Linked DNA regions of Homo sapiens: regions 2 and 3 are each linked to region 1. A link is a loop called in an ENCODE intact Hi-C map of the cell type or tissue named here. Cell type or tissue: ascending aorta. All regions are shown on one strand.

What was found. Hi-C counts contacts between places; a loop is a spot of excess contacts. Peaks named below come from ENCODE experiments on the same cell type or tissue, not always from the same donor. Only the 100,000 strongest peaks of a DNase experiment are listed, where the experiment ranks them.
Region 2: it touches region 1 in a loop (3-fold over the local background); 7 of 110 quality-filtered maps call a loop at or near these places.
Region 3: it touches region 1 in a loop (4-fold over the local background); 2 of 110 quality-filtered maps call a loop at or near these places.

The regions. Positions count from the first base shown.
Region 1 is chr5:179,555,899-179,563,898 of GRCh38, forward strand. RUFY1 (RUN and FYVE domain containing 1) reads left to right here. Exons shown (of 18, transcript NM_025158.5): 2 at 4,127-4,300; 3 at 6,649-6,766. The region is part of intron 4 of LOC128966623 (a long non-coding RNA gene); the gene reads left to right. Among named protein-coding and RNA genes, the nearest start is that of RUFY1, 9.3 kb to the left of the region's middle. RefSeq lists an enhancer at 3,535-3,654. In ascending aorta, no CTCF peak of the experiment used is centred here; DNase peaks (open chromatin) are centred at 3,195 and 3,753; H3K4me3 peaks cover 1,814 bases; H3K27ac peaks cover 1,155 bases.
Region 2 is chr5:179,813,614-179,821,613 of GRCh38, forward strand. It overlaps SQSTM1 (sequestosome 1), which reads left to right and starts at 7,292. Exons shown (of 8, transcript NM_003900.5): 1 at 7,292-7,528. The coding sequence starts at 7,324. RefSeq lists silencers at 3,069-3,518, 3,629-3,698, 5,617-5,796, 7,097-7,346, 7,457-7,716 and 1 more and enhancers at 4,662-5,371, 5,074-6,273, 5,327-5,626, 6,027-6,186, 6,794-7,503. In ascending aorta, a CTCF peak has its summit at 3,805 (motif pointing left); DNase peaks (open chromatin) are centred at 4,110, 5,488, 5,938, 7,178 and 2 weaker places; H3K4me3 peaks cover 4,647 bases; H3K27ac peaks cover 4,586 bases.
Region 3 is chr5:180,490,836-180,498,835 of GRCh38, forward strand. It overlaps CNOT6 (CCR4-NOT transcription complex subunit 6), which reads left to right and starts at 3,544. Exons shown (of 12, transcript NM_001370472.1): 1 at 3,544-3,928. RefSeq lists silencers at 3,284-3,483, 3,614-3,753, 3,924-4,023, 4,054-4,313. In ascending aorta, no CTCF peak of the experiment used is centred here; DNase peaks (open chromatin) are centred at 3,496 and 4,256; H3K4me3 peaks cover 2,992 bases; H3K27ac peaks cover 1,442 bases.

The sequences.
Region 1 (8,000 bases):
CAAACTCCTGACCTCAAGTGACCTGCTCACCTCAAGTGATCTGCCCACCTCGGCCTCCCAAAGTGCTGGGATTACAGGCATGAGACACTGCTCCCAGCCGAAAACTTAACTTTTAAAGTTAACGTATAAGATTATTCATCATATTTTAAAGTTGCTCAGAATTCATTTTCTGGCATAGTGTAAATATTGACTTTTTAAAATAAAACTGTTACATTGTTTTTTGAAATGTATCAAGTGGTATGTAAATACCTTAATGAATTGATAATTACCACCATCCATCTTTAAAATAGCAAGTTATTTAATATTTGAAAATTTTACATTTTCCCTTTTATTCATTGAACTTGGATTTCCATTCCACTTCTGCCATAGAATTAATGTAATAGATTTGTATGTTTTTAAAAGTGTTATTGGTCATCTTATAAGTCTCAGCAAAAAGTATGTAAATAAGTTAAAGTTTAATAAATTTTTATTGTGACTGAAGCTCTAAGTGTATAAAAATTTTTCTTCTGGAGTGAATTATCATTAAGTTTATTAGTAATGCTACATTGGTAACAGGAACATAAATATAATTTTTATAAAGAATTATACATAAATTTTTCTTGAATTGCGTTTTTTTTTTTTGAGAAGGGTCTCACTCTGTTGCCCAGCCTGGAATGCAGTGGCGCAATCTCGGCTCACTGCAACCTCCGCCTCCCGAGTTCAAGTGATCCTCCCACCTCAGCCTCCCCAGTAGCTGGGACTACAGGTGCACGCCAGCACGCCCAGCTAAGTTTTGTATTTTTAGTAGAGACGGGTTTTACCATGTTGGCCAGGCTGATCTCGAACTCCTGACCTCAGGTGATCTGCCTGCCTCAGCCTCCCAAAGTGCTGGGATTACAGGCGTGAGCCACCACGCCCAGCCAATGAATTGCATCTCTAAATGAGATGAATGGTGTTGGTTTTTGTCATTAGCATATATCTGTAGATGAATATATATGATTTACTGCTAAAGCGTGATAGAATTCAGCATCAGTTTTAGTCCTGTTTTTTGTTTGTTTGTTTTAGTAATGTTGGTCATCTTTGAACTCTTTCCAAGTTATATGCCCCAAATCACACTGATCTAAAGCCAAAAATTATTTTTTGTTCCCTTATTTTCATTCAAAGCAAATAATTGAAAATTACCTGACCTGCAACCTAATCATATTAAGAAAATTTCTCAACTGTTGGGAGTTACCAAAACAAAAGTTTTACCAAGACTTATCAAGTGTGAGCCAGGCACGGTGGCTCATGCCTGTAATCCCAGCACTTTGAGAGGCTGAGGCAGGTGGATGGCCTGAGGTCAGGAGTTCGAGACCAGCCTGGCCAACATAGTAAAACCCCGTCTCTACTAAAAATACAAAAAATTACCTGGGCATGGTGGCGGGCACCTGTAATCCCAGCTACTGGGGAGGCTGAGGCAGGAGAATCTCTTGAACCCAGGAGGCGGAGGTTGCAGTGAGCCAAGATCGTGCCATTGCACTCCAGCCTGGACAACAAGAGCAAAACTCCATCTCAAAAGAAAAAAAGACTTATCAAGGGATAATTTCACTTCTTATTCTTTCACTTAGGCACTTTGTTTAACCCAGAATACTCAGAATGGTTGGAGACATCTGAGTATTGCTTATTTCATTCACCTTTGCCAATACAGTACTTTTTGACAAAAATACTTTTAGTTTATCATGTATTTCAAATCCATTTTCATCAAATACTTAGCTGCAGTTTGGGCTCATTTAATTTACGGAAAATGGCCATCAAGCTAATGGCACATCTTAGGGTTGTGAATATTGACTGGTTGAACATAATTACATAGATTTGTAGGGAGAAAAATTTAATTTTCTAAATTTAGGACACCCAAGCAGAGGGTTAGAGACCACCCCTCTGCCCCAAGACCAAGCTTAACTGAATACCATAAAGCAGTAAAAGGCTGGTCTTCATGTTTTTGATTACTTAATCATCAAGGGCGACACCACCTCCATTTGGTGTATGGAACCTAGGGCACCCCAGGTCACCGTATCAAGAGGAAGACAGGTTATGGAGTGAGTTGCCCTTCTTTAGAGGGAGGAGAAAGAGTGCCTGTGAAACTTGAAAATCTGGAAATTGAGTTCCTTAAAACATCTGGGCATACCTAGCTTTGGCAAGACTGCTGTATATGTATTCCAATTTCAAGACCACTAGATGATAGAACTGGGCTTGGTGTCTTCTTTAAAGATAAATCTTTACAAATTGCTTTTATGGTTATTGCTGTCTTCAGAGTTTCTCCCTTCTCTTGATGAAGTTTTACAAGTTTTATTTCCTTTGCCAATCATCCATTACAGTTTTAAAATTTATAAATATAATACATAGGCTTCTCTCGAAATATAAAAATAATTATACTGGCCAGACATGGTGGCTCACGCCTGTAATCCTAGCACTTTGGGATGCCAAGGCGGGCGGATCACCTGAGGTTGGAAGTTCGAGACCAGCCTGACCAAAATGGAGAAACCCCGTCTCTACTAAAAATACAAAATTAGCCAGGCGTGGTGGCGCATGCCTGTAATCCCAGCTACTCGGGAGTCTGAAACAAGAGAATTGCTTGAGCTCAGGAGGCGAAGGTTGCAGTGAGCCGAGATGGCGCCATTGCACTCCAGCTTGGGCAACAAGAGTGAAACAACATCTCAAAAAAAAAAAAAAATTATACCACCCCCAACGAAATGCTTTACTTAAGCCACTTTTAACCCTCTCCACAACCAAGGTGAAATGCTTAGGCTGTTTCTTCTTGCCCAGCAGCTCTCCCCCTACCTTCTTGGGTTTTGCTGAGATAATTTTGAATTTTTAGTCCCAGGATGTCTCAGTATTTATTTAAGACCTTTACTACAAGTTCACGGCCATAATATTATCGTTCAGATTTAACTGTAATTAACTATATAAAAATATAGTACGTATAAATATGCTCTTTAATTGTCCATATTAATCAATGCTGGTGAAATAAAACAGGTAAAGGATTAGTATCCAAAATATACAGGTCAGTAAGACAAAGGCAAGCAATTCAACACGAAAGTCAATTGAGCAAGCAATTCACAGAAGAAATACTAGCAGAGAATAAACAGAAGTTATTTAACCTCAGTAGTAATTGGACAGCTGCAAACCAAAAACAATACGATCCCCCGCCCCCATTCCAATTGGCAAATATTTCCAAGACAATGTAAACGCGCGCGCGCGCCCGGGTGAGGGCCGCGCTTCGCACCTGGGACTTTCCTGCCAGGACTCTTACTTTGGGATCTAAACTTTTAGTTTCTAGGATACCAGCTTACTGGGTTTCAGAGAGCATTTGGCCAGCACGTATAGATATCTGATGATAATTGCACACAGTCTTTATTACACCCTCAAGGCAATGCGACAAGATAATGGGAGTTGAAATGGAACTCTCTGAATTCATTTGACTCCAACGGTTTTCCTTACCAAAAAACAAAGTGTGCGTAAAACCTAAAATTGTCCACTAGTAGCGGACGAAAGATCGGCAACAAGAATTTGAGCCTGGAGCTGAGGGGAAGATGCTTCCCTGCAGGCACCCGGCTGGCACTATCCGGCAAGAGAGAAGGCTGGAAAAGCCTTCTGGGCGGGGTGCGCATCCTCCTCCGTCCGGGACAGAGGGTGCAAAATGGCGCCCACCAGCTCCGTAGGAGAGGCCTTGAGCTGGACTCGCCCAATAGGAATGTTTGGGGGCGGGACGCTTTCCCAGCACGCCCTCTAAGAGCTTGGGGCAGGGCTTCCTGTAGGTAGCGCCCTTCCATTGGTCAAAAATGGAACCGGGGTTGCGGGAGAAGCCAAACGCGGCGAGTCTTGCTAAAGCCGTCGCCGTAGCAACGCGCGGAGCCGTCTGGGAGAGGCCTCTGGAGCAGGAGGCCCAGTGGCTCTTCTGACCCAAGGCCCCGCCGTCCAGGTAGGGGGCTGTGGCCTCTAGGGATCAGGGACTACTTACCTGCGAATCCCGGTTGCCCGCCCGCCAGCACGTCCGTTCCCTAAGCAGACCGCCTGGCCTCCTGCCTGACCCGTCTTCTCACCGTTGCCCGGAGTCTGACCTCCCCACGCTCAGTCCACTAACGAAGCTATCCCTGCTCCTGCCCCACAGCTTCTAAGTGCCAGATGATGGAGGAGCGTGCCAACCTGATGCACATGATGAAACTCAGCATCAAGGTGTTGCTCCAGTCGGCTCTGAGCCTGGGCCGCAGCCTGGATGCGGACCATGCCCCCTTGCAGCAGTTCTTTGTAGTGATGGAGCACTGCCTCAAACATGGGCTGAAAGGTGAGCCTGAGGGGGCGTTTGGGAGCGTGGAAGTTCGGGCTGGGTGTTTGCTCAGCATTTTTTCATCAGCGCCAGACATCCTTCTAGATGCTGAAATGCCAGCAGTGTACAGAACAGGCAAGGTTCCTGTATTCAGAAGCGACGTCCTAGAGCAGCGCTGGCCAATAGAAATAGCATGCAAGCTATATAGGCAATTTTAAAGTTTCTGGTAGCCAGGTTACTTTAAAAGCGTTAGATGAGGCTGGGCGCGGTGGCTCACGCCTGTAATCCCAGCACTTTGGGAGGCCAAGGCGGGCGGATCACGAGGTCAGGATATCGAGACCATCCTGGCTAACACGGTGAAACCCGGTCTCTACTAAAAAAAAAAAATACAAAAAATTAGCTGGGCGTGGTAGCGGGCGCCTGTAGTCCCAGCTACTCGGGAGGCTGAGGCAGGAGAATGGCGTGATCCCGGGAGGCGGAGGTTGCAGTGAGCTGAGATCGCGCCACTGCACTCCAGCTTGGGCAACAGAGCAAGACTCCGTCTCAAAAAAAAAAAAAAAAAAGAAAAAAGAAAAAAAAGTGTTAGATGAGATGCCTTTCTGTGGGGATAAAACTTTTAAAAATTAAGAAAAAAAAGTTAACCTAATTTGCTAAAATGTTTTAAAATTAGTGTTAATAATATATTTCATGGAACCCGTATATCCAAAATATCATTCAACACATATTCAATATTTAAAAGCCTTATTAGGCCAGGCGCGGTGGCTCACGCCTTGTAATCCCAGCACCTTGGGAGGCCGAGACGGAAGGATCGCTTGAGCTCAGGAGCTGGAGACCACCCTGGCCAACATGGTGAAACCCTGCCTCTGCTAACAACACAAAAATTAGCCGGGCGTGGTGGCGCATGCCTGTAATCCCAGCTACTCGAGTGGCTGAGGCAGGAGAATCTCTTGAACCCAGGAGGCGGAGGTTGCAGTGAGCTGAGATTGCACCATTGCACTCCAACCAAGGCTACAGGGTGAGATTCCATCTCAAAAATAAATAAATAAATAAATTAATTAATTAATTAAAACAGATGCAAAGGTTCTGAGTGGGACCAACCTTCCTCAGCTTGAGAAAGACTCCAGGTAACAGGTGTGCTAAGTGTGCTGAGGGAGAGGAGGGGAGGACATGAGGTCAGGGGAGTAGGGAGAGGCTGGACCATATATGTCCTTAAAGGTCAGATGAGGAGTTGCATTTTATTCTTAGTGTCTTTGGAAGATCCTAAAGGGAGAAATGTGTCCTAACTTCAGTTCTTAAAAGAATTTCTAGCTATGTAGAGAACAGATTGTAATGGTGGGGAGGTGACAGTATTAGGAGCAGGAAGACCAATTACAGCAGTACAGATGATGAGGATCTGAAAAAAACAAAAAAAAATAAATCCTTGATTTTGCCATCAAGGAAAAAAAGGGGGAAGAATTTCATAGTAGATGAGCCTATAAGGCAACTGTTTTTTTCTTTCTTTTTTTTTTTTTTTTTTTTTTTTTGAAGAGTCTCGCTCTGTCCCCCAGGCTGGAGTGCAGTGGTGCAATCTCGGCTCACTGCAAGCTCCTCCTCCCAGGTTCACGCCATTCTCCTGCCTCAGCCTCCCGAGTAGCTGGGACTACAGACGCCCACCACCACTCTCGGCTAATTTTTTTTTTATTTTTAGTAGAGACGGAGTTTCACCGTGTTAGCCAGGATGGTCTCGATCTCCTGACCTCGTGATCCACCCGTCTCGGCCTCCCAAAGTGCTGGGATTACAGGTGTGAGCCACTGTGCCCGGCTGAGGCGCCTGTTTTATTCTATGGGCAATACATACTTCCAGAAAGAGCACAGTAAGCATATCAGAGAAACTCTGTTGCCAGAGAAAGAGAGACTAATTTATTACATGGCCTCTCCCAGTCCCCAAGAGTAAATCAAGAAGGATTAAGCAGGCCGGGCGCTGTGGCTCACGCCTGTTATCCCAGCACTTTGGGAGGCCGAGGCGGGCAGATCACAAGGTCAGGAGTTCAAGACCAGCCTGGCCAACATGGTGAAACCCCGTCTCTACTAAAAATACAAAATTAGCCCGGCGTTGTGGGCACCTGTAACCCCAGCTACTCAGGAGGCTGAGGCAGAGAATTGCTTGAACCCGGGAGGCAGAGGTTGTAGTGAGCTGAGATTGCACACTGCACTCTAGCCTGGGCAGTAGAGTAAGACTCCATCTCAAAAAAGATTTTTAAAAAAGGATTAAGCAGTGAAGTTTAGCAGCTTTCACTTCCACTTGGCTTTTGTGGGGAGAGGCTGTGGGTCCCTGAAGAAATTTTGCAACCTGTTCTTATGAATAACACTTTTGTTTTTCCTTTTAGTTAAGAAGAGTTTTATTGGCCAAAATAAATCATTCTTTGGTCCTTTGGAGCTGGTGGAGAAACTTTGTCCAGAAGCATCAGATATAGCGACTAGTGTCAGAAATCTTCCAGAATTAAAGTGAGTGAGAAGTAGTTCTGCCAATTTGATGATTTTAAAAACTCCCTCATATTTACTCATTTCTCAATTCCTTGCTGATGAAGCCCTTTCTAATTGGAAAGAGCTCTGCTGCTCATTATCCACATGATCTCTAGCAAGACTTGACTCTCTCTGAGCCTCAGTTTCCTTTTCTTTAAAATGGGGACAGTGATTCCTGCTTGCCACACAGGCCAAATAGGTTGAAAAGGTGTTGTCAACCAAAGGGCACTCACAGGAGGAAAAGGAACTACTGGTACACTCCTGGAATCACTGCTTCAGACACAGGTGGGCAGTTTTCTGAATAATACATTTTGGGCCAGATTGTAGATTCCAGGCCCAAGGACATTTGTAATTTGTTAGGGTGGGACTAACGAATTATTTGCCATGTCTGGATTTGTCCTTGGGATCGCTATGCTTAGGCTCAAAATCAAAAACAGTCCAGAACACAAATAAGTCATCTTCATGGAATTTGGCATCTAGAAAGGGTCTTAGGGATCCTTGAGCCAATGCAAAAGAACCCTCTGCAGAGTTTCCCAGACGGGACTGGACTGTTGAGCGTTTATTTGACCCTTCTCCTAGGGAGCCTGCCTATTCCATTTTCAGATAATAATAATAATAGCCACTGCCCTCAGGACCTGCTCAATGACAGGCATTGTGCTGAGAACATTCCTTCTCATTTATCTCATTTAATCCTCCACAGCCATCCTCTAGGATAGCTGTTAGTGTCCTCATCTACAAGTGTGGGAACTGAGACTTAGAGTGGTTGAGTAACTTGCCCGAGGTGCCTTGGCAGGTGAGTGATGGAGCAGGAAGAGGACACAGGTCTGTTATGCCTTGAAGCCCTCCAAATCCCATGAAACTCCATTGCTGCCAAGCCCTGTGCATTCTTCTCAAGATTAGATTTAAGCCCTCTATGCAAATTCTGCCTGCCCGGCCTACATCGCTTATATTTAAAGCCTTTTGCACCTGCCAAGCTTTCAAATGTTTATTTCATGACCTTTTTTTTTTTGAGAAGGAGTCTCACTCTTGCCCAGGCTGGAGTGCAGTGGCACAATCTCAGCTCTCTGCAACCTCCGCTTCCTAGGTTCAAGCGATTCTCATGCCTCAGCCTCCTGAGTAGCTGGGATTACAGGCACGTGCCACCACACCCAGTTAATTTTTGTATTTTTTGTAGAGACAGGGTGTTGCCATGTTGGCCAGGCTAGTCTCAAACTCC
Region 2 (8,000 bases), 260 kb after region 1:
ATAAAAGCCAGGCATGTTGGCATGTACCTGTAGTCCTAGCTGCTCAGGGGGTGAGGCGGGAGGATCACTTGACTCCTGGGTTACAGTGAGCTCTAATTGCCACTGCACTTCAGCCTGGGCCACAGAGTGAGACCTTTTCTCAAAATAAAATAAAATATAACCTTTTGGGCAGGCATGGAAAGGGGCTGGAGAGAATAAGAGGAAACAGAGATAAGCCCCCTCCCTGGGAGCACAAGGGACTCATCCCCAGACATGGCACCACAGGCAAACAGACACTGTCACAAAACTAGCATATTATCTTTCCTAGAAGTCCTTTGTTTTCCCCAAGTGCCCTTTCCCCCAACCTTTTGTTGGTTTACGAGCTCTCAATTCTAACCTCCTAGTACACGAATAAAAATGTCTATCGGGGTGGTGGCGTGAGCCTGTAGTCCCAGGTACTTGAGAGGCAGAGGTGGGAGGATCCTCTGACCATAAGAGTTCCTGACCAGCCTGTGCAATACTGACTCCATCTCAAACAAAAAACAGAAAGCTATACAACTCCGTTTCTCTTGCTAATTTGTCTTTTGTCAGTTTAATTTGCAGGCCCCAGATGCTGAATCTAAGAGGGCAGAGGAAAAGCTTTTCCTCCCTGACATAACCATCCAGGAGAAAGTCTGGAATGGAGGGTCAGAGGGGTAGGGAATGGAGTTAGGAGAAGTAGATAGATTCAGGACAGTCTTTGGAGAATGTACATCACTGAGGTCAAGATGTCCTAGGGAATGGCCCTTCTGGGTTCACAATTCTGCTTCCGTCGGTTAACAGCAACTTAGTCCCTTCTATGCCTGTGGGGATAATCAGTCAGGATAGGCTGGATTATGCTGCTCTAACAACCCCAAATTTCTCTGATCTAATAAAAGTATACTCAAAGCTGTATACCCTTCAAGGGTCCCCTGGGGTCTCTGCTCATTGTAGTTCCTGCCCTGGCTACAGGCATAACCATGTGGAAATCAAAGGCTTTCTTGGCAAAGAGAAAGAGAGCTCTAGAAGCTTTAGCACTGGCAAATAAATAAATGCTTGGCGTATAGGTGATATATGGCTCTTCTGGCTCAGGTCCTTGGCCAGAATTAATCACATGGTCTCACCTCAAGGGAACAGGTGAGTTAAATGCAGAAAAATATTCAAGCTGGGTGAGGTGGCTCACGCCTCTAATCCCAGCACTTTAGGAGGCCGAGGCGGGAGGATCGCTTGAGCCCAAGAAGATCATGGTTGCCGTGATCCATGATCATACCACGGCACTCCAGACTGGGGACCAAAGTGAGACCTTGTCTCTAAAAATTAAAATATTTAGAATGTTTCCTAGCATAAAAGATGTGCTACGTGTGTATTATTACTGTTGCTATTGCCAGAAAGTACAATCAACAGGAACTGCTGGTGGCTTGAGGGGGAGCATATGGTCATAGCTGACTCCCAGGTTTCTGGCTTGTATTGTGACTGTTTCTGGCCTGTATTGTGACCATCACTGCCATCAGGAACCCTAGAGCAGGTCGGGTGTGGTGGCTCACGCCTGTAATCCCAGTACTTTGGGAGGCTGAGGTGGGTGGATCACTTGAGGCCAAGAGTTCAAGACCAGCCTGGCCAACATGGTGAAACCCCGTCTCTACTAAAAATACAAAAATTAGCCAGATATGGTGGTGGGCGCCTGTAATCCCAGCTACTTGGGAGGCTGAGGCACAAGAATTGCTTGAATCCGAGAGGTGGAGGTTGCAGTGAGCAGAGATCAAGCCACTGTACCCCAGCCTGGGCAACAGAGCAAGACTCTGTCTCGAAAAAAAAAAAGAAAAGAAAACCTGGAGCAGGCATGGGGTATACGTCATGGGTCACTACTCTTGGATACAATTGACGAAAACCACAATCAACTGGCTTAAGCCGTTTTATAACCCAGCATTAGGCCAGCCTGGATCCAGGGGTCAGATACTGAGATCAAGCTTTGATCTGCTCAGGATTCCCCCCTCCCCAAGGCTCCTGCTTCCAGATGACCCCAGTGTGCATTTCGTCCGCCAGCGTGGGTCACATGTCCATCCCTGACCAGGGTGCTACAGTGCTCTGGTTGGCCAAGCTTTGGCCATGGGGTTTACCTCACCCTACTTTTACGCAAGAGTATGTGGTGGCCTAACACAGGTGGGGGACCCTGCTTCAATACCAGCCTTTATCCACAGATGACCCCACGCCTTCTGCTCCAGAGCATCAGGGTTATAACACATGGGACACACGGGGCACACATACACTCCCACGCAACATCCACACACCCCACAAAACTACCTGAGCCCACATAGTCAGGGCAGGGACAGGCACAGAACAAAGTGGGTGCACAGGGACTCGCAGGGAGGTCGAAGAGCTGAGTCTCGTCGGGAGGCTGAGGGGGAAGAGCGGGCACTGGGCTGCGAGTGTGCAGAGCTGGAGGTGGGGGACTGCGGTAAGTACCCGTCCTGGGGTGCGGGCCCTGCTGGGAAGCATTGGGAGCAAGAAGGGTTAGATCCTCAAAGGAGGATAATTCTTCCAGAAGGTTTTCTTTGTTTTGTTTTGTTTTGTTGAGGCACCAAGATTGGAGTGCAGTGGCGCCATGTCAGCTCACTGCAACCTCCGCCTCCGAGGCTCAAGCAATTCTCTTGCCTCAGCCTCCCGACTAGCTGGGACTACAGGCACCTGCCGCCACGCCCAACTAATTTTTTTAATTTTTAGTACAGATGGGGTTTCACTCTGTTGGCCAGGCTGGTCTCGAACTCCTGACCTCGTGATCCGCCCACCTCGGCCTCCCAGTGCTGGGACTACAGGTGTGAGCCACCGCGCCTGGCCTCTTCCAGAAGGTTTTCGATGGCAGCAGGTGGAGGGGAGCGAGAGGGCCATCGCTCCTGCTGCAAGGGCAGCCCCTCCACGGGATCCCACACTCCTGACCCGTTCAGTATAGACGGGGTACTCCCGGTGCGGCCTGTCACCGCTCTGTCTGGCGCTGGCGCTCCTAGAGAAGGCCATGCCGACCTCTCCCCCACCTCGCTCCAGATTCCCCTTCTTGAGCTGCTTTTCCCACAGTCCCCCCAGGCGCCACTGAGAGCCTCCCGTCTTCGATGGGCTTGGGGCGCCTGGACCCTTCCGGGGTCACTTTGCCGTCTTCCTCCAGCCCCCCTCCCTACTCCTTGTCGCCGCCCCCCCGTCTTTTCAGGACCTTGCGCACTCAGGCTGGCCCTATGCTTTGGGGTACCCCAGCAGTGCCCCCGGGTCTCCGGCCACCCGGTGACGGAGGGAGGGAGAGGCTGGCGAGGGGGCGGCGCCTTAGGTCCCAGCGCGACCCGCCTCTCAGCCCCTCCCGCCGGCTACAGCCGCGCGGGACGGGGCAGGGACCTCGAGAACACCGGGGACTTGCGGGCCGGTGGCCCCGGGCAGGCCACTTCTGACGCGGGTGCGAGGCCTTCCGCGGGCGTGCACGGTTGGGCCGGAGCCGCGCCGGGGGCCGGGACACGCCTGGGGTCAGCGCTGGCGTCGCCGCTCGGGTGGGGTGGGCCGGGTTCGGGTCCAGTCTCCTCCCCACGGGCGGCCCGCGCCCCGTCTTCCAGTGACCCCCACATCCCTTGCGCCCCGAGCTGGAACTTCGGCAGGTTCTGCCCCGGGCCGCGCGCGCTTTCTGGGGACCAGGGCTGTGGTTCCTGCTCCGCGTCGTGCCTTTAGACACCGCCGGGCGTTCGTCCTCCATCCCTCCCCCCTTTTCCCCACTCCGCGGTTGACGAGGGCCGCCCCCAAGTGGCCATGTCCCCCGGCATGGACGACCCCTCAGTGCCCCTGAGGGCCCAGGGTCTCGCCCCCGTCCCGAGGCAGGCCATGTTTGAATTTATTTGGAGAAATTCGCCCAGCCCAGGGGACCTCTTTCTGCAGCTCTGGCCTTCCAGTAGGAGAGGGTCCCTGGGGCTCTCAGGCCTGACAACTTGGCATCACTGAATTCTCTAACCATGTCTGTCCATGACTTGAACTCCTTTTCTTTTAGAAAGATCTTTGCAAACCCCTTGTGGGCGTGCCCCTCCCATGGCCCCCGTGCCTCTTGCCTGGGCTTTGGGCTTGTCTGAAAGGGCTAAAAGGGGGTGATGCCTGGCCGGGCGGGTGGCTCACGCCTGCAGTCCCAGCACTTTGGGAGGCCGAGGTGGGCGGATCACCTGAAGTCAGGAGTTCAAGACCATCCTGGCCAACATAGTGAAACCCATCTCTACTAAAAATACAAAAATTAGCAAGGCTTGGTGGCAGGCACCTGTAGTCCCAGCTACTTGGGAGGCTGAGGCAGGAGCAGGAGAATTGCTTGAACCTGGGAGGCAGAGGTTGCAGTGAGCTGAGATCGTGCCACTGCACTTCAGCCTGGGTGACAGAGAGAGACTGTCTCAAAAAAAAAAAAAAAAAAAAAAAAAAAAGTGATGTCCAGTGCCTGGGGATTTTTCCTAGGGAGTGGTCAAGGAAGGCCCCGCTGAGGAGGAGACATTTAGGGTGGGAAGTTGCCATGTAGGGCAGGAGTGGAAAGGGTTTTGGACCAGAGGGAGAGCCAGGGAAAAGTCACCAGGTAGAATGAGCTGGCATGATTAGGAAGATGGCAAGGGAGGGCTGTGGCCCTCCCATGTGAGTGGAAGGGAGTGGCTGCAGCGCAGAAGGCCTGGAGGCCCCCGCACAGACCAGGACCTCTGTAGAGGAACTCATCCCCTGTGTCCCCTGTGATTGTCAATCTCCCTAAAGATGGCCCAGAGCAGTGCGGCCTGAATCCCTCAGTGGCCTTGTCTCTGGCTGCCCCAGCACCCACGCGGACACTTGACTCCACGCCCCAAAGAAAAGAAGCGAACCTGGGAACACCACTGCCAAGGCATAGGATTATTTGGGAGGGGGGAAGGGGGAACTGAGGAGGTGGTTACAACATGCTGGGCAGCAACAGACAGAACCAGACCACCCCTGTGGCTGCCCCGGCTGGTCTCCTGGGACCACTGGGCGCTTGGCTCAGGCCTCTCCTGCCCTCCCCACTCTTCCACCTCAGCCCCCCTGCAGTCTCTGTCCTGCCCTGACCCCCCAGCTTACAGCCCCAAAAGCAGCTAAACAACTCGCACACCCACGGGGCATCGCCTGGGAGGGCAGCCCAAATCCTTCCACTTCAGCCCCATTTGAAAGATGAGGAAATGAGAGGCTGGTCCATAGTGGGTCTCGCGGCTCAGGTGCCGAGCCTTCCCTGGGCATGCACGCCGGGCCCTGGAGGGTGGGAAGGGGCCAGTGGACGCGGGGAGCCTGCGGGGTGGGACTGCATCGGGAAAGGGGAAGGAGTCAGAGGCGAGAAGGGGGAGAGTGTCTGTCTGGCTCCAGCCGCTGCACGCTCTTCCTGCTCAGGGGACTCACGGTGACCCCGGAGCCACTCCCCAGCCCAGCCTCCAGGTAAGAGGTCACTGAGATGGGTGGCAGCAGGGGCCGGGGATCCCCCTATTACGACAGCGGTCATGGGACGCTGACTCACTGCCGGCCAGACCACCTGACCTCCGCGGCGGGAGGAGAGGGCCCTGCCAGGGGGTTCCCGCCGCGCCTTGTTTACCTCCGGGAGGCCTCGGCCTCGCGTGGGGGCAGGGCGGCCGCTGGGGCCGCAAGGCGTGCGGGGAAGGGCCAGAGCCGGGTGTCCACCCCAGCTTCCCAAAGACTCCCTCTTCTGTGCTTCCTTCTCCCCTCCCCGCCCCCCCCCCAGTCTCTTCACATGCCCCTAGCCCCCGCGGAAACTTCCCGCGATCCCAAACGGGCCAAATGGCGAGAAAGCAAAGGAGCTCCTTCTTGGGGGTGAGTGGGGCGCCTTGAGCGCTTCCTCAAAGCTATGTTCCCAGAGCCACAGGCCTTCCTTGTGTCCCTCACCCTGCTCAGACCGGGCCATAGCCGGGGGCTGGGGCAGGAAAGCCGGCCCTCGGCGGGGGCCACGTGGCTCTCAGGCGCCTGGGCTGCTGAGTCACGCTTGGCCAGCACCTGTCTGTAGGCCACAGCCTCTGCCAGCACGCCCCTCTGTGTCCCCTGCCCCTGTCTGCAAGGCAGTGGCTCCAGCAGGCCCTGGGGCATTTTCCACTCTCCACCGCCGGATGCAGGGAGAGGCCTGAACCCTCTCCACAGGGCTGCTCTGGGCAGGGTGGAAGCCTTGCCCACTTCGGAGCCCTCCGGGAAGGATCATTCACACCTGTGGACCAGCCCCTGCTGTGCGCACACCCACACATCACCTTCGCACCTGACTGGCCCCATCCAGCCACTCTTGCCTCCCTCTGGGTTTCCTCCCCTGGGAGGTTTCTCCAGCTCCTGCAAGCCCTGGGCTGAAATGGCATGAGTTGGACCCAGCAGGTTCTGACCTCCTACTCACAGGACCTTGCCTGGGAGGCTCCAGAGGGTGACCACTCGTCCTGCCCCTCTCCTTGCCCCAGTTCTGGCGGACAGGTTACTCTGGTGGCATAAAGCAGTGTTTCTTCCTTCCTAGCTGAGGAGGCTGTTGGCTGACCCCCTTGGCTGCCCACAAGGCCAACGGGCCTGAGCCCCCACAGGGCCATGGGCATTACCTGCTGAATTGAGGAGCCCATAAGGAGTCACTTGGACCACAGTGAACACTTGGCGACCACTGACACTCAGGAGACCTTAGCTGGTCCTCCAGCACCTCTCAACTCCACTCCTACTAAACTGGGAACTTCTCTGGTGCTCAGGCCAGAGTCGGGGTCCGTCACCGAGTATGCTATGCGCTGCCCATCACCGAGGATGCCATGCGCTGTAAGAGGGCTGCCACCGCGGCAGGCTGACCATGGCAGGGTCGGAACAGCAACCTGAGAGCCAGCTTGTTCTGGCCAGCAGTGCCCACTGGGCGACCTAGCAGCCTCCTGATATGGGGGCTGTGTCCCCCTCTCCCTGCACTGGGTACCCCCAACTGAGGATATTGCTGAGTCATGGCCAGGCCCAAGCCTGGGAGGGGCGAGGGGCTGGACCCCCGCCAGTACCCTGATCCCAGGTGCAGAGGCTGGAGCCCAGGCCTGTATGAGTGCCAGGGCCGGTTTCCTGGGGTCCTTGGTGCACCGGGGCAATGAAGAGAGGGGTCAGCAATGAGGGGGCCGGGAGACCTGGAGCGAGGGGTAGCGGGGAAGGGGAGAGTAGTGAAGGGGCCTCTGCAGGGCGGCTCTCGCGCCGCGACGACGGTGGCGGGGGCGGGGAGGGCGCGAGAGACTCCGCCCCTCTCGAGGCGGGGCGGGGCCTCCGCGTTCGCTACAAAAGCCGCGCGGCGGCTGCGACCGGGACGGCCCGTTTTCCGCCAGCTCGCCGCTCGCTATGGCGTCGCTCACCGTGAAGGCCTACCTTCTGGGCAAGGAGGACGCGGCGCGCGAGATTCGCCGCTTCAGCTTCTGCTGCAGCCCCGAGCCTGAGGCGGAAGCCGAGGCTGCGGCGGGTCCGGGACCCTGCGAGCGGCTGCTGAGCCGGGTGGCCGCCCTGTTCCCCGCGCTGCGGCCTGGCGGCTTCCAGGCGCACTACCGCGGTGAGCGGGCCGGGGAGCGGCGGGGGCGGTGACGCAGGCCGGACACGGCCTCCTGCCGCGGGGTGGCTGCCCCCTCCCTTCTCGGCGACGCCTGGCGGGCCGTGAGGGGGTCTGCGCTGGCTGCTCCCTGGATGGCGGTGGCCTGCATGGGTCCCCAGTTCGGCCATGGGAGCCGGCCTGGTGACTGGAGTGGTGACCAAGGCCGGGACCCGCTGCTCAGCGTCGGCCCCCTGGGGCGGTGGAGCCCTGCCGGCCGGGGGCTCGAGCCTGGGGGCGTCAGACGCCCCGCTCCACCCCCCGCGCTGTTGGGGATTTTGGCAAGGACGCGCCGGGGCGAACGCTCTGGCTCTCCGCGGGCACTGGGTGGTCAGGCGGGCACTCGGGTTACACTGACACCTTGCTGCGCCAGGTGGTGGGTTCAGATAATGCCCTGGAGGAGCCGGGCGAGCGCCGGCGAGGGGAGGGAGTGACG
Region 3 (8,000 bases), 930 kb after region 1:
TATACCTGGAATAGGTTCTGGTATAGGTCACGAGCTAAAGGAAAAAACTACTGAAACAAGTTGTCAGGCCCTTGCTCTGAGACTCCACATCTTCACCAGTGTCTCATCTCTCCATGTGGTGGGGAAGATGGCACTGGCTGCCACCAATTCATGCTGTCCTCGCTTAGCACGTATCAATCCCAGACTGGTCCTGCTTTGGTACTGCCTGACTGCAGTAGAAACAAGGCCCAGGCCAGGCCAGTGAGAGCCTGCCCTGGGTCTTTGGCTGGAATCATTAGGAAAGAAGCACCTTCTCTAAGCGGAGAAGCTGGTAGAATCTAAGCCTGCAGGTGTTGGTGGCATCTTTCCCGCTTGTGAGGCCTGCAGAGAGAACAGGATGGAGGGTGGGAGGTGAGATCGATTCTTGATGCCACCTTACAATGCCTGAATGGTTCAGCATTCCCTCTTTCAATTCAATTCCCTCCTTCTTGCAAAGAAATATTGAGTTGTGAGTTTTATAACTTGCAATGGGAGGTCTGGCCTAACATGAGGGGCACTTTGATCTGGCCTGAAAGGGTGAGTAGGTATTTTGCGGGGTTCTCCTCGGATATGCAGAAAGAAAAGGGCATGCACAGCAGAGCCACTATCGTACCCTCCTGGTGGCAGCAAGTCTCCCCAGAGGGCTCCAATTAGTCCACCCCGCCCTGCATGCACGCGCAGCTCCTCCACAGCTTATGTCCTCTCCTCTTGAATCTGGCTTGGGCTTGTGCCTGCTTTAATTCATAGAATATTGAGGAAGTGGCCTTCTTCAGAAGGCCTGGCAGCTTCGCTTTCCTCTTGGAGCCCCTGGTTGTCATGTAGGAAGTGCAGGATCACCTCCTGCTGGGGAAAGGGGCCACACACAAAGGCTGAAGGATGAGACACTGCGGGGGAGGCCTCGTTAGGGGGCAGCGAGGTGCCAGACATTCAACACCCAGCTGCCACCTTTGGTATAGGCATGAGGCCCCAAGGGTGAACATCAGAATCATGAGATACAGTAAAACTGTTGCTTTATGCTACCAAGATTTTGTGCAACAAGACCTCCCCTCCTCCATACAGTCGTGCCAGTCACAAGGGAATTGCTCCCTCTGTTTTTTGTTTTGTTTTGTTTGAGTTTTTTTTTTTTTTTTTTTGAGACAGTCTTGCTCTGTTGCCCAGGCTGGAGTGCCATGGCGCAACCTTAGCTCACTGCAACCTCTGCCTCCTGGATTCAAGCGATTCTCATGCCTCAGCCTCCTAAGTAGCTGGGATTACAGGTGCCCGCCACTGCACCCAGCTAATTTTTTTTTTTTTTTTTGTATTTTTAGTAGAGACGGGGTTTTGCCATGTTGGCCAGGCTGGTCTCGAACTCCTGGCCTCAAGTCATCTGCCCGCCTCGGCCTCCCAAAGTGCTGGGATTACAGGCGTTGAGTCCCCGCACCGGGCTGAGGTAGCTGCCTCTGGCCAAATTACAAAAAGGCACCCAGGCTGGAGCACAGACGGCCAGGGCACTCACACAGGGAGGAGAGGCCCTGCAGGGTGTCTGTCCCATTGGCCCCTCAGCCTGGGATACTCTGTACAGCACAGGGCCGCACAACTCCCTGCTGTACAGGAGGAGGTTGTGGAGGGATGGCCACAGGCAGCTTACTGGTCTACATGTGTTCTTCCTGACTCCTAAACTTCTGCACTGCTCTGTCTTTGCCCAGTGTCCTATGGCGCTAGAGGCCTGGGCTGTCACTCCTGATGTCATGGCAGTGCCAAGCGATGACCATCCCAAGGCCGTGCTGGGGAGAGGGGGATCATCTTCACCTCTGAACAGCTTTTGTCCCTCATCCTTTCCTTGCCCTTCCAGCCAGGTCTCCTCCACCCCAGGCAACAGCAACCCATTTCCCACATCCCCAGCTCTCAACAGCCTTCACTGAAGCAGAAGCCTCGGTTTGTTGCTACTGTTAGTTCCTGGAACCTGTCTCACTCTCATTTCTTCAGGGTTGATTTTCCAGGAAGCAGTTAGCAGCCTATCCTAGTTTGCCACATAGGTGGGCAGGCAGCTTTCCTTTTCCTTCACGCCTTCAACATATAGCTCAAATTTTTTTTTTTTTTTTGAGACAGGGTTTCGCTCTTGCTGCCCAGGCCTGAGTGCAATGGTGCGATCTCCGCTTACTACAACCTCCGCCTCCCAGGTTCAAATGATTCTCCTGCCTGCCTCAGCCTCCCGAGTAGCTGGGATTACAGGTGCAAGCCACCAGACCTGGCTAATTTTTTGTACTTTTAGTAGGGACGAAGTTTCGCCATGTTGGTCAGGCTGTTTTCCAACTCCGGACCTCAGGTGATCTGCCCCCCTCGGCCTCCCAAAGTGCTGGGATTACAGGCGTGAGCCACCGCGCCCGACCAATATACCTCCAATATTAAGTCTGTTGGGTGTTATTCTTGCCCCTAGACTGTGAGCTTACTCAGGGCTGGGTGGGGTCTGATTCATCTCTGTGCCCTGACCATCAGTCAACTAATATTTCTTGATGTAAGCATCATGAATCAGCCCAGTCATTTCTCTGCTGACCTTCAAACACCAGAGTTTGCCCTGAACACCTTTTGATCTTGGAGCACAGCAGCTGCTGTCCGTTACCCAGGCTAGGACCCCAGCACCAAAACTGTCCATTAATGTAATGGAATGAATTACCATTAATAGGCTGAAGTGGTATGTTAACTTACTCTTCTTTGTATAATTGAGGAAGGAATAATATTCGACTGTTCACGATTGAATGTCTTGTCTTTAGGCAGATCAAGATACTGGCTCCGGTCAAATACTGTGTTTCGACGTGATTGACAGGCGAAGGCTTAAGGAAAAGGAAGAGGAGAAAAAAAGGGGAGGACGATCAAGGAAAAGAGGAGATAAAAGTGGACAACCCAGCCGGGCGCGGTGGCTCACGCCTGCCATCCCAGCACTTTGGGAGGCGGAGGTGGGCGGATCACGAGGTCAGGAGATGGAGACCATCCTGGCTAACACGGTGAAACCCCGTCTCTACTAAAAATACAAAAAATGAGCCGGGCGCGGTGGCGGGCGCCTGTAGTCCCAGCTACTCGGGAGGCTGAGGCAGGAGAATGGTGTGAACCCGGGAGGCGGAGCTTGCAGTGAGCCAAGATCGCCCCACTGCACTCTGGCCTGGGTGAAAGAGCAAGACACCGTCTCAAAAAACAAAAAAAAAGTGGACAACCTGGGGCGGAAAAAGAAGTAGATGAAAAATGGAGGAGCGCTAAGGAGAGGAGAAAACAGAAGTGCCAAGGCAGGAAAGGAGCGAGGAGAGCGGGAACAGAAGGAGACGAAGGATGGACGGAGAGGAAGGGATGGAGGGCGGCAGGCAGGGAGGCAGGGCCCGCAGCGCGCCGGGCCGGTCCACCGCTCTCCAGCGCGGGGGTAAGGGGGCGGGGCCTGGGCAGCTGCGTGCCGGGAGCGACCCCCGCACCGAAGGGCGGATGGTTGTGCCCGGCGACGGCGCCCAATGAGCGGCCAGGATGTTGGAGCGCCGGCGGCGGTCCGGGCGCTCGCTGGCTGAGGGACGGCGGCCGCCGCCATGATGCTTGTTTGCTTTCAATGAAAACGAGGGGGGCGCGGAGGAGGAGGCGGCGGCGTCGGTGGCGGCGGCGACGGCGGCGCGGAGGCGAAGGCAGCGGCGGGCGCAGCGAGGAGGGCGAGGCCGGGGGCCGAGAGGGCGGGAGGGCGTAGTGGCGGCCCGTCGGGGCGGCTGAGGCGGGCAGCCGAAGCAGTGGCTCTCGGAGGGGGAACAAAGAGCAGCGACTAAGGCGGCAGAGGAGCGGCGGCGGTGGCGGCGCTGCAGCAGCGGGCGGGACTGGTATGGTGGTTCCACAGGGCAGACCCCGCTGCACTCACAGGGAGGAGGAGGCGGCAGCGGCGGAGGAAGGCGGCGCACCCCGAGAGGTGAGCGAGGCAGGCCGGAGGCCCGGTCGGGGCGCCGCTCCTCTCTCCGGCCGCGCACGGACCGCCCCCCGTCGGCCGGGCTCGGTCGCGGGCAACTTTCGTTTCGTGGGCGGCGGTCCCGCTGCTCCGCAAGCTGGCGGCTGTTGGGGGCCCCTTCGACGCGCCGCGATCGCGCCCCGCCCCGGGCCGCGCCCCCGGGCCGAGTCCCTGGGAGGGGGGCGTTGATTGACGGCGGCGGCGGCGGCGCGCAGAGGGGAGAGGGTCGGCGCTGGGCTCCCGGATCCCGGCCGGTCCCGGCTGCCGTCGTCGGAGGAGGCGAGTCCGTGTCCCGGGACTCGTGGCCAAGATGGGTGGCAACTTTTGAGAAGCGCCTCTGTGGGTGGCGCGCTGTGTGGAGTGTGGAGCTTCGCGCTCCGTGGCCACAATTACTGTCAAGCGGGAAACCAACTGCTTACCCCCTCCCCTAAAATGTTTTTAAAATTCAGTTTAACGCAGATTTTGAGGGAGAGGACGGGGTGGATTACAGGTTAAAGAAGCACTTGGCATGCAATGAGGATGCTTATTTTATAGTATTGCGAAGGATTCGGAGATTGTACTGGTTTCTACAAGCAGTTTTCTCTGGTAACCCAAATTGCATCCCTCCTTTTTGTTTTTCAGCACTAATCGCTATTTTCTTTGGAAACTTCCTTTGATTCTTTACCTCCTTCACCTTCCCCGAAGAGCCTGCTAACCAACACCTGTGGCCTTCTGTTTTTAACTGTTGTTGCCATTGACAGCGTTGTGAATGGTCATCTCGCTCGAGCTCTTTGGATTTGTTGTTACTGTGTAAGCTGATGTGTTTTAGATAATCTGCTTCAATTTGAGTTCCCATACTTACCTGTTTTCCAGGTGGATTGTCTCATTGTTAGTGCTGAATCTTCTTGCCTACTTGTATCTGGGAATTTAACTTTGAAGAGGAAGAGAGTGAATATGAATAACTGAAAAATAAAATGGTGTGTAGTAGCACTTTGTATTTTTTACAATATACTAGAATTTACTACTCTAGAACAGATTAGTAGGCTGTAGGAGTGGACGTGGGCCATTGATCAAAAGGGTTTAAAGGCTTTTTTGGGGAATTGCTGTTAAGACATTTATCACAGTCTTTATTTAATTTATTTATTGTTTTTGAGACAGGATCTCACTCTGTCACCCAGGCTGGAGTGCAGTGGCACAGTTCTCGGCTCACTGCAGCCTTCGCCTCCTGGGTTCAAGCGATCCTTTTGCCTCACCCTCCTGACTAGCTGGGACTACCGGCAGACACCACCACGGCTAATTTTTTAATTTTTTGTAGAGCCTTGCTCTGTTGCCCAGGCTGGTCTCCGACTCCAGGGCTCAAGCGATCTTCCTTCCTTGGCCTCCCAAAGTGCTGCAATTACAGGCATGAGCCAACATGCCTGGCCATCACAGTGTTTAGAATGTGATGACTTTTAGAGTAAAATTTAGAATAAAAATTGCTTAATATCTTTAGATCTGTGATCTACTCCAGGTGTTTTGCTTTAAACAAAATACATGAACAGCTGCTAATGAGAAGACAGACCTTTCTAGGTGGAGGTGACTTGCCCATGGTACTGTAATGAGGAGGGAAAGGACCGGGTTTGTGTGCGTGTGAGAGCGCATGAGTGTGCGACCTAATCGCTAGAGGTTTGTTCTTTTGGGAGGAGGGAGGGTATGTTAATGGTTGGAAGTTATTTCAGGTCACTTCTCAGTCGATGAACGAGATGCTGAACGAAATGATCAAAAAAGATGATGCAATTGCCAGGCATGGTGGCTCACCGTGTAATCCCAGCGCTTTGGGAGGTTGAGGAAGGAGGATGGCTTGAGCCCAGGTGTTTGAGACCAGCAAAACCCTGTCTCAGAAAAATATAAAGTAACATATATAAAGTCTGTGATAACTGTCACAACGTAGTGAGACCTTGTCTTGATCACTTTATAAAAACGGTGACGAAAGACAGATTTTCTTGTGAGACTGAAGATTTTCTCTGAAAGTCAATCATTAGGTAATTTCCATAGTGTCTTGATAGTGGTGATGCAGCCCAAGCGGCTCCTCTTGAATGCCTGTTCAATTTGTAGGTATTTTCAGGTTGCTTAAATGTTGTTGGCAAAGTAAAACTACAATTATTGGGAAATTTCAAACTTTTGAGCAGACATAAGGTTGGTTTATAGAACTTGGTCCTAACTACAAATGTGTAAAGGCGTTGTAGGAATTTGCCCACTGTACATGTAGTTTAAAAGTATGCATTTTATGCCAGGCGCGGTGACTCACGCCTGTAATCCCAGCACTTTCGGAGGCCGAGATGGGTGGATCACCTGAGGTCAGGAGTTCGAGGCAAGCCTGGCCAATATGATGAAACCCTGTCTCTACTAAAAATACAAAATTAGCCAGGTGTGGTGGCGCATGCCTGTAATCCCAGCTATTCAGTAGGCTGAGGTGGGAGAATGGCTTGAACCTGGGAGGCAGAGATTGCAGTGAGCCAGGATCACGCCACTGCACTTCACCCTGGGCAACGAGTGAAACTCCGTCTCAAAAAAAAAAAAAAAAAGTATGCATTTTGGTGAATGCTTAGACATTCCAGTACCTATATTTGCCTTCTTATATTCTTTAAATGATAAACCTTTTTCATAGTGCAACAGAAAAGGATAATATATGTAAGACATATTGGAATAAATGGTTAAGGCAGCTCACAGCTGTATTCTTTGGGCCGTTAGGGGTGAGGGATCAGTATGTTCAGCACCTTTAGAACCCATTCCCATATGCAAGGTCCACTGGCTTGGGAAGCTCTGCTTGAAAGCATTTATTACTTTGGAAAAGTCCTAATAGGCTCAGCTAAAAATGTATGTTTTACTGGGAAAACCAAAGACTTGGATATGTAGATATCTTTATACCCATTACTCATACAGTCATTTTATAACAAAAGTGTGATTAATAAAACGCTGTGTATGTGAAATTAAGAATTGCTGAGACTGGGCGCGGTGGCTCATGCCTTTAATCCCAGCACTTTGGGAGGCCGAGGCGGGCGGATCACTTGAGGTTAGGAGTTCGAGACCAGCCTGACCAAGATGGAGAAACCCTGTCTCTACTAAAAATACAAAATTAGCCAGGCGCAGTGGCACATGCCTGTAATCCCAGCTACTCGGGAGACTGAGGCAGGAGAATCGCTTGAACCTGGGAGGCAGAGCCTGCAGTGAGCCGAGAGCACGCCATTGCACTCCAGCCTGGGCAAAAAGAGTGAAACTCCATCTCAAAAAAAAAAAAAAAATGCTGAGTAAACTGTAAACATATACTGTATGCATAGCTGGGGTACATTAGAGTATAATGGAATGTACTGTATTTTGGTACTTGAATAAGTAATTAGCGAGGTGGGGGGTTATTTGATCCAAGATGAGGACTCATTTAGGCTGTCTCCACTTCGCTCTTCTCTGTCCTTCACCTCTCCTTCATCCATTTATATTTTCTTGGTAACTTCAGTTACACGTTAAGGTATGTACTGGCCATAGTGTTTTAACACTGAGAATTCAAAGACAAATAATACTCCGATTTTGCCTTCTCATAGTGTATAGGCTTCATAGGTGCACAGAGTGCTGTGGGAGAACACAATAGAGAATGATTAAACTTGTGGAGGGTGTGGGGGCAGTTTACGGAAAATAACACTGAATAGGAATTTGCCAAACTGGGGAGAGGGAGTCATGTCAAACAGAAGGAAGTGTGGGTGCACTGAGGTGTCAAGTGTTAGGGTAAGGCTAGTGATAAGGTGTTACTGGAACAGTGGGAATGACTCGAGATGAGCCTGCAAAGGTGTGTCTGGTCTAGATTTTGAAGGACCAGCCTTGCTAAGCTAAAAGGGAAGTGTATAGCCTTATCTGACAGCAGAAGAGAGAGCCAAAATATTGTTAGCAGAGGAGCAAGGCGATTTGGAGGTCACTTTGGCATCCCTGTGGAGAATAGAGTGGAGGCCCTACAAGTGTATATTTGAGATAGTATGGAGTTAGTGACTTTGAATCTGTTTTCTTCTTTTTTTCTGAGATGAAGGCTCAC